3 separate regions of the Homo sapiens genome follow, and all the other regions are linked to region 2. A link is an interaction called in ENCODE POLR2A ChIA-PET data of the cell type or tissue named here. Cell type or tissue: HepG2. All regions are shown on one strand.

Region 1 (4,000 bases), 74 kb after region 2:
AGTTCTCGGAGTTGGGCCAGAGCTTCCTGGGGTCCGTGAGCCTCCTGGTAGCAGAAGTGCCGAAAGCGCAGGCGGCAAATCTCCTGAGTGTGGGAGCTGCCCTCCTGTGAGTTGCACACCTGCTCCCAGGTGGGATCTTCCTCCTTCACTTTCACAAGGCCATCTTCATTTTCAGGAGCAGGGCCTGGCAAAGCTTCATACATGTTGAGCTTAGAGGCTAAAGCTTCACTTAGCTTGGGGTCTATATTCAGAAATAGAGATCTGAGGCATAAGAATTTATCAGCAACATGCAAATTATAAGAGCTTCAAAACTGTATGTAACCTACTTACATTTTTGTCCCCACTGTAGGTAATGCTCAAAAGCTGAGCCTGCTTGCTTCTATTATCAGTGAAATGAATCAGAAGTATATTTTGAACTAGTACTAAAGGGCCTGAGTCCAAAGGTAAGGGATGTAGGACATGAGGGAAGAAGTGTTAGCAATAAGAAAGCTCGAGTAGCTTGCACTTCAGCTGGGGAGAGGGGATAATTTACCCATTGAGGAGGCAGATGGCTGCCTTCATGGACAAATAATACAGTCTCAAAGGTCTTCTATATCTGTGTAACTCTCATTGAATATTCCACTTTAAATGTAGGTGTAACAGAATGTTTCCAAAGTCTCCCATTCTCAAATACCTTTTGTGATGAGATTTTGCCACTGTTGTCATTCAAGGGGTGGAGTCTCTTTTTCCTTCCCTTGAATCTGTTCTGGCCTATGACTTGCTTTGACCAGTGGAATACAGCAGAAATGACATTGTAAGAGAGAGTGCTGCTGTAGCTCTTGGCTCACTGCCATAAGACTGCCATGCTGTAAGGAAGCCCAAGCTAGCTATACAGAGGTCATGTGGATGAGAACCAAAATGCCCAAGTTAAAGCCCAGCCAGGCCTAGTGCTCAAATAATTCACCACCTGAATGCAGCTCTATTAGTAACTCCAGGTGAGACCAGTAGAACCGCCTAGTCAACCCGCATAATCCTGAGGAACAATAAGCTGAGCTTGTTTTCAGCCACTAAGTTTAGAGTTTTATTTTTGATGCAACAATACATAACTGAAAAACAGTAGACATGCATCAAGTTCTTTTATTCCCTCTTTTCATTTTTTCCTTTGTGATCTCCTTAGTCACACTTTCAATATATCTCTGTTCCAAGAAGACTCAAATCTTTGGCACCAGCTTGCTTTTTGCACTCCAAACCCACATCTTGAAATGCCAGCAGCTGTGGGCCTCTACTGCACTATAATTTCAACAGATCTCAAACTGAAATCAGAGTCCCTCAAAGCTGCGTTCACTCGGTATTTCTCCATTTCTACTGGCATCACCATCATCTTCCACGCATTCAGTCTTTTAAACAGCCTCTATACACAATCAGTGAGTCAATTCTTAAAAACGCCTCTTGCAGCCATTCTTTCCTTCTTATAATTTTACTATTATTTTCATTCACTGTTACAATAATGTTCTGTTACGGTATTCCTGCCCAACTCCCCGCTTCTATGGTCACTGGATTAATATTCCCTAAAGCACAGTTGTGACCATATTCAACATACCTCACACACACATAAACACACACAAAGTTTTCATTAAACTCGTTGAAGTAAATTCAAACTCCCCAGGATCTAATCTTTACTGGGTTTTGCTGATTTGTTTGTCACTCAATCAACATTTGTGGAGCATCTCATTATTTTCCAGGCATAAAGTTAACTCTGGAATAAAAGACTTGGTTCCTGCTTTCAAGAAAGCCATGGTCTTCCCAAATTTCTTATGTCACTGCCATGCTAAGTACTCAATTTTTTTCCACCCACTCTATACAGTCAGGACCGCCCTTCTAAGGGTAAATTCCCAAGGCCCAGCGTAAATGTTCTATTGTAAAACCTTCCCTGGCAACCCCTAACCCTAACATATAGACAGGAAAAGTAAGCCACACAGGTTGAGATGGGGTATTCCCATAGAAAACTGCACCCAACCCTCATCTCCATCTCGTATTACAGATCACCAACCCCATCCCCACCCGGGTTCTTGAGGACAGGAGTTTATCTCTGCATAGACTCTACATGCCCGGCACGTACCTGGTATTCAAGAAATACTGATGGGCTTCTTCACGAATGCACGTAAAGCACCTGAGATGCCAGCAGCCAGCACCCTCAGGCGCGCCCCTGAATGTATTTTTCTGAGATTACACCCAGCATCTAGCACCGCGCCAGGCACTGAATACCGGCGTGTCTAATTGTTGGTTAATGGACCAAAAGTTCAGGAACGCGCACAACAAAGACGTAGCTGACCTCGTGAAAGGCTCCCGAGGGAGCTCAGAGGCCCGGTGCTCCCCTGTCGGGAGCGCCGGTTTCCCCAGAGCCCGGGCCGCTGGGCTGGCGGGTCTGGCGGGCGCTGCCGGCGCCTCCAGCAGCTGGGCGGGTACAAAAGCTTCTCCCTGCGCCGCGCCCGCAGCGGAGTGGCGGAGTCTGGCGGGTTCCCTGCCTCTCTAGGAGCACGGCCGCTCGTCTCTCTGGTGAGCCGGGAGGACCCCCGCTGCCACCTCCTGCCCCGCCCAGGTCACTCTCCGCCGCCGGACCCCAGGCCCATTCGGACGGTGCAAGCACGCCCCAAATTTATGTACATCATTTCGATTGAAAACCAACACAGTGGTAAATGTCTGTCTTCGGGGTCATCACTGGCTGGTAGGAGAGACAGATCAATAAAAAGACCATTATAGTAAGCTGTACAAATTATTTTCTTTAAGTATACATAATATATGTACAATAAAAAAGTCAAGTTGCAAAAGGACCATAAAACGAAAAGTGTCCCCTCTTTAGAGTTAACCATTGTATTTTGTTCATATTTATCTAGGACACTACCTGCCACACAGTAGCACTTAATGAACATTTTGTTTAGTGAATAAGTATTTATACATTTTAAAACACTTATGGTATCATAATGTAATTTTGCACCTTAGCTCTTTTCGGTTAAGACAACTTGGAGATCTTCACAGATCAGCTTATTCTTTAACAGCTAAGTAATACTGTATGAGTGTTCCATAATTTACTTAACTATCCTATTGATGCATACTTAGGTTATATTTTTTCTTTAAAAGCAATGCTAGAGGGAACACCATTCAATACCTTTACATTCTTTTAAGAATATATTTCTAGGATAAATGCCACATATTAGAACTGTTCAGCCAAAGGACACGTGCATTTAAAATGCTGATATGCAAGTTCCCTATTTGATTTTTAAGGGCACTTCTGTTTAAGAGTAAAAGGAGACTTTAGTAGAAAAATTAGTAAAGGATATGAACATTACTACACACAAGATAAGTGACAAATTAACATGTGAAAAGATGTTCAATAGTAAAAATATAAAAAACTCTTTAAAAAACAGACCCATTATTTATTCATTTACCTACTGAGTTTTGGCAATTATGAATAAAGCCGCTATAAACATCTGTGTGCAAACTTCTGTGTAGACACTGGTTTTCAGCTCCTTTGGGTAAACACTAAGGAGGGCGATTGCTGTATCACATGGTAAGAGTATGTTTAATTTTGTACGAAACTACCTAACTGTCATCCAAAGTGGCTGTATCATTTTGCATTCCCACCAGCAATGAATGAGAGCTCCTGTTGTTCCACATCCATACCAGAATTTGATGTGTCAGTGTTCTGGATTTTGGTCATTCTAATAGATGTGTAGTGGCATCTCACAGTTGTTTTAATTTGCAATTTCCCTGATGGGATATGGTGTGGAGCATCTTTTCATATGCTTATTTTCCATCTGTATATCTTCTTTAATGAGGTGTCTGTCAAGGTCTTTGGCTCATGTTTGAATCGGGTTGTTTCCTTATTTCTGAGTTTTAAGAGTTCTTTCTGTATTTTGGATAACAGTCCTTTAACAGATATTTCTTTTGCTGTGGTATATGCAGACAATGGAATATTATTCAGTGCTAAAAAGAAATAAGCTGGCCAGACACGGTGGCTCAA
Region 2 (4,000 bases):
GAAGGATTTCTGCAGGCTCTTCGGATCTTTGGGCTGAAGGCCCTTCAGTTTCTCTCAGAAACATCAAGGCAGCCGAAAACATCACCAAGCCCTTCCCCTGGAGAGAGCATAGGCTGCCCCTGGTCTTTGCCACCTCCTCAATCTGCCACTTTCTTTCTTCCCCTTCAAGACTGAACTTCTTGAAAGAAAGTCCTTAGTCCCTGATTCTAGTCCTCACCTCCCACTAAGCCTTCCACACACTGTAGGCTGCAACTGCCAAGACCACTAAGATTTCGCATGCAGAAGGAACCAAAGGTGCTTCCCTCAATTCCCATTTTCCATGGCCTCTTCTCAGGCAACTGGGCTGAGGATACTGTCCACTTCCAAAAACTCACTTGTCCTTACTTCAAGGATCTTGCTTTCTCCTGCTTTCCTCCTTCCTGGTTCTTCTCAGCTCCCATCATAATCTGGTTAAGTGTTCTGAAGCCAGGTTTCCTGAGGTCGTCAAAATCCTGGCTTTACTACCTACTAGCTCTGTGCCTCCCTCTCCTTATCTGTAATAGGGATAGTGATAGCAGATAGGGCCATTGTAAGCATTAAGTAAGTGAGTGTATAAAACTCTTAGAACAGTGCCTGGTGTGTGGTTGTAAGGAACATGGCTGTGCTGCAGCGAAGCAGGCATAGGCCGAGGTAAACATCCTGCATGACTCAGCAGGATTGGAGCGCACGCACACAATTCCGTGCATTATATAATCACAGTTATGTAGCCATAATCTGGGGAGGCTCATCACCTGGCTCTAAGATACTACTGTTTGTGAGGTGTATAAATGTGGCACTGACACTGTGAAAGAGCTGCTGAGTAAAGCCATGTCCCATCTACCTGCTGTCTCTCGAGTGTTCTTCCAGCTCCCTGCCCCCCATCCACCCACTCCCCTTGGACCTCAGCTGGGGCTCTAACCTGACATTTGGCATAGTGAGCAAGATGAGGTGAGTGGGTCTTCAGCCCCCAGGCTCCCGGAGCGGCTATGCAGCCACAGCATGAGCTGTGGCACCCAGTGGCAGCCGTGCTGCAAGGATGGGCTCTGGTGGAAACATGGGCGGCAGTGGACAGGCCCTCCACGAGTGTGGAGAAGGTGCTGAAGCACCTGGAAATGCACAGGACCGAGAAGGAGTGTGCCTTTGCCAACAGAGTCAGATGGGCATTTGTGACTGTGCTGCTGGAAGGGCATGCCCAGTCCCTGCTGGACGCAGTGCAGGGAGGAGGACGAACCTCCATTACAGGCTCACCCAGTGGTCTGCCAGAAAATAGAGCATGAACAGCCACTGGGCCCCAAGGGTGGGCCTAGAGACCCCCTACCATAGTGAAGCACACTTCTTATAGTGCTTGTACCCCCCACTGAGTTGTGGGAGTTAGGCAAGCAGTGCCAGCAGCATTTGGGGGAGACTCCCTGCCTGAATTCTGTCTCTCCGGGACAAAGGAGCTGATCCATTTCCTGCTCCCCCTCTGAGATGGAAAAGCTGGCTTCTTTAATTACAGTGTGGTCTGATGCCGGTGAAATACCAGAAACTGTCAGTAGATGGCAGTTGTATATAGACTTAGTGCAAGTCATTCGGGAAAAGGACATTGCTGGGCAACTAGGTCCCGCCGGAGCGTTCCAGCTCAAAGATTACCTGCTGCAGTCAGGCAGAAATGTAAAGTCTTTCCTGTTTGATTGGGAACTGACCCAGGTGCCAGGCTTGGGGGGACACCGGACAACCAAAGGCAATATGTGGACTCGGCAAGCCACTGGTCCCTAAACCTGAATAAGTTTCCGGGCAGAGCTGCATTTATTGACGGTTATGAAAGCTGGTCAGTGAAAGTGAAACCTGTATCTTTGGACCTCGGCATCGGCCGCTTAGCTCCCTGCTTATGCACTGTGGATGTCTCTCCCATGCCTGAGGACAGGCTGTGGGTGGATGTTTTGCACGGCTTGGCAGCTGTGCCGTCTATCATGGATTTGATAGGCCACTTGACAACAGAACTGGGATGGTGCCACTGTGTGGTGGACTTGGCCAATGCATTCCTCTTAATCGACATTGCTCCAGAGAGCCAGGAACACTTTGCCTTCGTGGGAGGGTGACAATGGACTTTCACAGTATTGCTGCAGGGATATATGCATAGCCCCAACATATGTCATGATCTTATTAATGATGTTATATTAACCTCTGATTCTCTTGCAGATTTAGAAGCAGCAACGCAGCCTCTTGCCTGGAATTGGGATGATGCGGCTGAAACCACCTTCCTGGCAGCCAAACAGGCTATTCAGCAGGCACAAGCCCTATGGGTAGCTGATCGGGGCACCCATTTAAACTTGATGTGCATGTGACCAGATAGTTTTGACTGGGGCTTATGGCATCACACAGAGCTCTTTAGAATGCCAGTAGACTTTTGGTCCCAACTTTGGAAGGGAGCTGAGCTCCAGTATTCCTCGACAGAGAAGCAGTTACTAACTGCATATGCTGCCCTTTAGACTCGTGACAGCCTGGCAGGATGGGCTACAGTCGTCGCGCGCATGACTTACCCAATAGCAGGGTGGGTATGCTCATGGGTAACAACCCACACACTGGGATGGCACAGACATCCACTTTTGTAAAGTGGGGTGCTTAAGCCTACTTGGAACAGCAAAGTATGCTAACTCAAGTCCCTTAGAAGCACAATTACAGGAAGTCTTAGGACCTACAGTCCTAATGCAAGATAAGGTTATGGGACCTGAGGCACCCCTAGATCCTGAGCCTTCACCTTTTAAGGAAGGGCATTCCCGCATTCCCAATGGGGCATGGTACACAGATAGGTCTAGCCAGGGTGCTACTGCTACCTGGACTGCTGTTGCAGCCCAGCCTAGTACCAACACCCTATGGTTTGATACCAGGTGTGGACAAAGTAGCTAATAAACTGAACTCAGGGCAATGTAAATGGTGATCACCAAGAAGGTGACACGTAATCTGCACTGATAGCTGGGCAGTTTATCAAGGCTTAACCTTGTGGCTAACTACCTAGAAGTTACAGAAGTGGCTAGTCACCGACCCATGTAGGGCCAGGCCATGTGGCCAGATCTATGAGAGAAAGGATGACTTCCTCCAACCAGGTATGGGGACAAACAGTAACCTGTTGTTGCCCGCCCCAACACCCTAAAGGTAGGGAAGCAAAAACCCTGGATTAATATATAAAGCAACATTGGGGTAACATCACCATGTAGTGATTGCTCACTATAACCTGAAATTATTGCTCCCTGTATTACTGTGGCCCAAGTGCCCAGAGCTTATGTGTCAGGCTTATGTGTCAAGCCTCTATGTATACATTGGGCCTGTGTGCCCAGAGCCTATGTGTCAGACTTATGTGTCAAGCCTGTGTGTATCAGCCCTGGGTGCCCAAAGTTTATATGTCAGGCCTGTGTGCCAAACCTATATATTGGGCCTGTGTACCCAAAAACCTATGTCTCCCTCGGCCAAGGGGGTGGAGTGTAAGGTAAATGGATGTGCTTTGGTCAAGAATAGGCCGAGGCAGATATGCAGGCCAGCGTGACTCAGCGAGTTTGGAACGCAGGCGCACCACTCCACTTGTTATATAACCTGTTTGTGTAAGCTCATACTTGGCTTACAGCCACTATTGTCTGTAAATGGTATAATTGCCCTGCTGACACTGTACATAGGACTTGTGCCCAGAGAGAGAGAGAAAAACTGCTGACCCTGTAAGAGAGAACTGGCCATCTTGCAGACAGACAGAGGTGAGCCAGGAATTAACAAGCATGCCAAGGAGTACAGCTGTAAGTGTGGGAGCGGCAGGAGCCACAGAGCCGTTTGCTGAGAAGGGCTGCGGTCGGAGGAGGCAGCCGAGACAGAGGCAGACAGTGTGAGAGCTGCAGCAGCTGCTGCTGAATAAAATCATATTTTACCTGCCTACAGCCCCGAGTGTTCTTTCAACTACCTGCCACCCATCCAACAACTCCCCTCGGACCTCAGTATGGGCTGGAACCTGACACTT
Region 3 (4,000 bases), 140 kb after region 2:
AATGTGAACAATTATAAAATCTAAACGATAAGTATATAGATGTTCATTACATGTTATGTAACATAAACTAGAAATAAAATCCAATCCCCAACCCAACCCTGGCCAACTAAACAGACCCCTTGTGGCAAAAGTGATACCAGAAAAAACTTAAAAACTGAGTTCCCAGCCCTGACAGAATGAGAGCTCAGACACGACTCATTATACCCTCCTCTTTTGTGTGGTTTAGACACAACTGACCAGCATTAAAGTTAAAGTAGAGATCATAAGACTGATAGAATAGGCTCTTTGTGGCAATAAGATACCAAATTATAAGCAGGATCTAAGTCCATGCCAAGGAAGGTTTAAGTCACGCTTCCTTTCATTTAAAGAAGAAACTATGTTTTAACTGCCACAAGGTTTTCCTTTTTCTCTAGCAGCTAAACAAGCACTGCCCCGAGATAAGAAATATTCAAACAATTTGCAGCTCCACTAGATGCTGACAAACTGTACCCCTGTTCCACTAACTGTAACTATAGCTTTGACTGAACGTGAGACTGATTTTAGTAACTTTCTCCTGATAAGACCAACCATGGACTCATTCTAGCCCTTTTACAGAGATTGTGCACTTCTGTGCTCTCATGTCCTAAAGTGACCATTTGACGTATAGAGCCTAGTTGTAATACATGCAAATGTTAAGTCTCTACTTCAAAGTGAACATGTAACATGCACGTTTGTTCAATGTGCATGTGTCAGGACCCCTTCCTGAATATTCATAGCTCCTTCAGTAACCTGTTGAATATGTATGTTTGGTCAACTCATTCAGCATAAAGCTTCTACCTCAACCCCTCCTCCTTCAAAGTGCCTGTCTCTGGATGTGGCCAGAGGAAGGCTTCCCAGCCTGTAGTCTGGCCACCTTGCAGGCTGTAACCCTTAAGAAGAAATAAAGTCTTTTCTCTCTTTTTCTAAATTTGTATCTTGTGATATTTTCCTTAAGTTAAAAATACATAAACCTTTGGGAGCAGATGTGTTTCCAAATTCAGGTTTTTGTTTTTTTTTTATTTTAGAAAGATAATGTGCATACACTGTACATTATGTAACTTCCAGCAGAGTTTCAGAGCATATCAAACACCTCAATATTTCTGCTTTGAGATTTATGATTAGTCACTTTAAATGAGTTAAATAAAGGCTATGAAGAAGTTCAGGTTTTCCCCTCAGATAGATTGTAGTGCCAAATTTATGGAGGAAAGATTTGGAGTTTTTAGAATTTTATGGATTTTAGAACTGTGATTAAGGGATCCTGGACATGTACTAGTCTATTTTCTGTGTTTTTTGCATATTTAAACATCTTCAAAATAAAAATTTGTTAAATAGAAATATACAACTTATTCCTACCACTAGTCACCTAATTTCATCCACTAGAAACAGCCAAAGGTATTGATTTCTTTTTTTTTCTTCTAGACAGGATCTCTCTCTGTCGCTGAGGCTGAAGTGCTGTCACCAAGGCTGGAGTGCAGTGGCACGATCTCAGCTCACTGAAACCTCCGCCTGTCAGACTCAAGAGATTCTCCCACCTCAGGCCCCCAGGTAGCTGGGGACCACAGGCATGTGCCACCATGCCTGAAGAATTTTTGTATTTTTAGTAGAGACGGGGTTTTACCATGTTGCCCAGGCTGGTCTCAAACTCCTGAACTCAAGTGATCTGCCTGCCTCCTCATCCCAAAGTGCTAGGATTCCAGGTGTCAGCCACCATGCCCGGCCTTCATTTCTTATACAGCCTTTCAGAGATATTTTAGGTATGTAGAAGCAAATATTTATATATAATTTTGCCCTGGGATTTTACAGAAATAGTAGAAAATTTTCCTATAGCCATACATGTAGAGCTGCAGCTCTGTTTTGACAGCTGCATACTATTTCATTATGCACCAGTCATTTATTGATAAGCAATTAAGCTATTAATATTTCCTATCACTTTCCATTTATAAACAATGCTGAGCTTCAGACACGTATTATCTTACATATGTGTGAGTCTGTCTCTAGGATAAATTCCTAGAAGTAGAATTCCCGTGTCAAAGAATATGCACATTTAAAAAATGTATAGACTTCGGGCCGGGGCGCGGGAAGGTGCGGGTCGTCGGCGGAGAGAAGCCAGCAGCTCGAGAGACGCAGGGCCAGGAGGACAGGACCGTCCCGCGGTCACAGCCCGGTCCTTCTTCCGCTCCCCCCGCCCCCCCCACGGGCCACCTTCCGGTCCGTTCTCCCCGCCCGGTCGCCGCCCGCCAGCCCTTCGTCCCCCAGCCGCCCAACCTCCTAAGCGCTGAAGGAATTATTTTTGGGAGTCATGACCATAGCTGCCTGCTTCCCCCAACCCTCGACGACGAAAAGGACTTCGGCCCCCGGCCGGGCGGCTCCGGGGGAAAAAAGAGAGAGCGACCGCCGCCCCGCGCTCAGGGCCACTCTAGAGGGAGAAGCTGCCCCGAGGCTGGCAGAGCGCCCAGCCGCGGTGGAGACCGGAAGCCTTCTGGAGCCCAAGGCTGTGCACGTCCCCTGTGCTGATTCTCTGCCTAGGAAAGGACCATGCAGCTGGAGATCAAAGTAGCCCTGAACTTCATCATCTTCTACTTGTACAACAAGCTGCTCTGGCGCCTCTGAAAAAGAAATAAGAAGCCCACTGGTACCCTGACAAACCACTGAAGGGCTCTGGCTTCCACACCGAGGAGATGGTGGACCCCGTTGGGGAGCTGGCCGCTAAGCGAAGTGGCCTGACAGTGGAAGATGTGCGGGCCAATGTGCCTGAGGAGCTGAGCATATGGATTGACCCCTTCGGGGTGTCCTACCAGATTGGTGAGAAGGGAGCAGTGAAAGTGCTGTACCTGGATGACAGTGACGGCTGTGGGGCCCCGGAGCTGGACATGAAGATCAAGAGCAGTTTCACTCCTGACGACCAGATGCTCTTTCTCCTCGGAAGCCAGGACAGCTCCTTGTCCAACTCCCCGTCGCTATGCTTTGCCCATCACCCAGCCCCACCTTCATCCTCTGCCTCGCCCAGCCCATCACCTTCACCATGGACTCCTTTGCTGCCACCAAATTAGGCTCCACTAAGATGAAGAAGAGGGGTGGGGCAACAAGTGGTAGGGGTGCAGCCAGCGGTGAAGCAGGTGGCCAGCAGCCAGTACAGCAGCCTCCACGGCCCGCTTCAACACCAACAGCTTGTTGAAACACAGGAGTCTTTCTCTGTCTGTGCATTCATTGAACTTCATCCCGGCCAACCGGCCTCTCAATCCCAGCTCTCGCCCCAAGGCCACGTACAGTCTCAAGTACAACAGTGGTGGCTTGCCCAGTTTCTTCCTTGATGGGGCCAATGGCCAGGGTAGTGACACCCGAGCCCTCTTTGGAGGCAGTGGGACTGTCACCTGCAACGCCAGCAGCTTCTACATGGTCTAGGTATTTGGAGGTGGTGCCACCGCCTCTTCCTGGAGAAGGCACCCTTCATGGAAGACCTCAGCTACAACCTGAACACCATGCAATATCCTAGTCAACCGTTCCAGTCCGTGGTGCTGGCCAACTGACCGTCTACCTGCCCTGGGGCCGGGAGCACCCAAGACCACAGAAAAGAGAAAGAAAAGGAAAGGCCAAAAAAAAAAAAAAAAAAAGAGGAAAAGGAAAATGTACAAAAAGATTTTCTATTTTCTCACTCTCACTTCTAGAAAAAAAGATCTAGTGCAGGCACGGAATGGGAGGGGCTTCCAAAGCACCAAAATGTGTTTAACTAACCCCCCTACCACTTACAATTCGCCCATCGGCCTGTAATTTGGTTGGTTTGGGTTTTATATTTCTTTTTTCTTTCTTTCTTTTTTTAACATGTAGTTCTTTATATAACATCTTTAATTGGTGGCTTCCTTTGCTAAGAATGGGCAAAGGAGAGGCTGACCTGTGTCACTGCCTCTGTCGCCCAGCTATTCTCACACTCAAAGCCATCCAAACTTGGCAGGCCTTCTCAGGCCCTGTGACCGAAATAGACCTG

What was found. Peaks named below come from ENCODE experiments on the same cell type or tissue, not always from the same donor. Only the 100,000 strongest peaks of a DNase experiment are listed, where the experiment ranks them.
Region 1: POLR2A ChIA-PET joins it to region 2 with 16 read pairs; 14 of 35 experiments call an interaction of 5 or more read pairs at or near these places.
Region 3: POLR2A ChIA-PET joins it to region 2 with 20 read pairs; 9 of 35 experiments call an interaction of 5 or more read pairs at or near these places.

What each region holds. Positions count from the first base shown.
Region 1 is chr6:28,280,017-28,284,016 of GRCh38, reverse strand. It overlaps PGBD1 (piggyBac transposable element derived 1), which reads right to left and starts at 2,445. Exons shown (of 7, transcript NM_032507.4): 1 at 2,099-2,445; 2 at 1-241. The coding sequence starts at 203. RefSeq lists silencers at 1,897-2,073, 2,265-2,414. In HepG2, a CTCF peak has its summit at 2,354; a DNase peak (open chromatin) is centred at 2,476; H3K4me3 peaks cover 1,678 bases.
Region 2 is chr6:28,353,874-28,357,873 of GRCh38, reverse strand. The region is part of intron 1 of ZKSCAN3 (zinc finger with KRAB and SCAN domains 3); the gene reads right to left. It also overlaps a transcript of ZSCAN31 not described here. Among named protein-coding and RNA genes, the nearest start is that of ZKSCAN3, 5.9 kb to the right of the region's middle. RefSeq lists enhancers at 556-1,460, 1,740-1,809, 3,287-3,786. In HepG2, CTCF peaks have their summits at 1,558 (motif pointing right) and 2,008; DNase peaks (open chromatin) are centred at 1,573 and 1,943; H3K4me3 peaks cover 870 bases.
Region 3 is chr6:28,217,188-28,221,187 of GRCh38, reverse strand. It overlaps the pseudogene TOB2P1. Among named protein-coding and RNA genes, the nearest start is that of ZSCAN9, 6.1 kb to the left of the region's middle. RefSeq lists an enhancer at 2,083-2,202. In HepG2, no CTCF peak of the experiment used is centred here; DNase peaks (open chromatin) are centred at 2,227 and 2,467; H3K4me3 peaks cover 1,325 bases.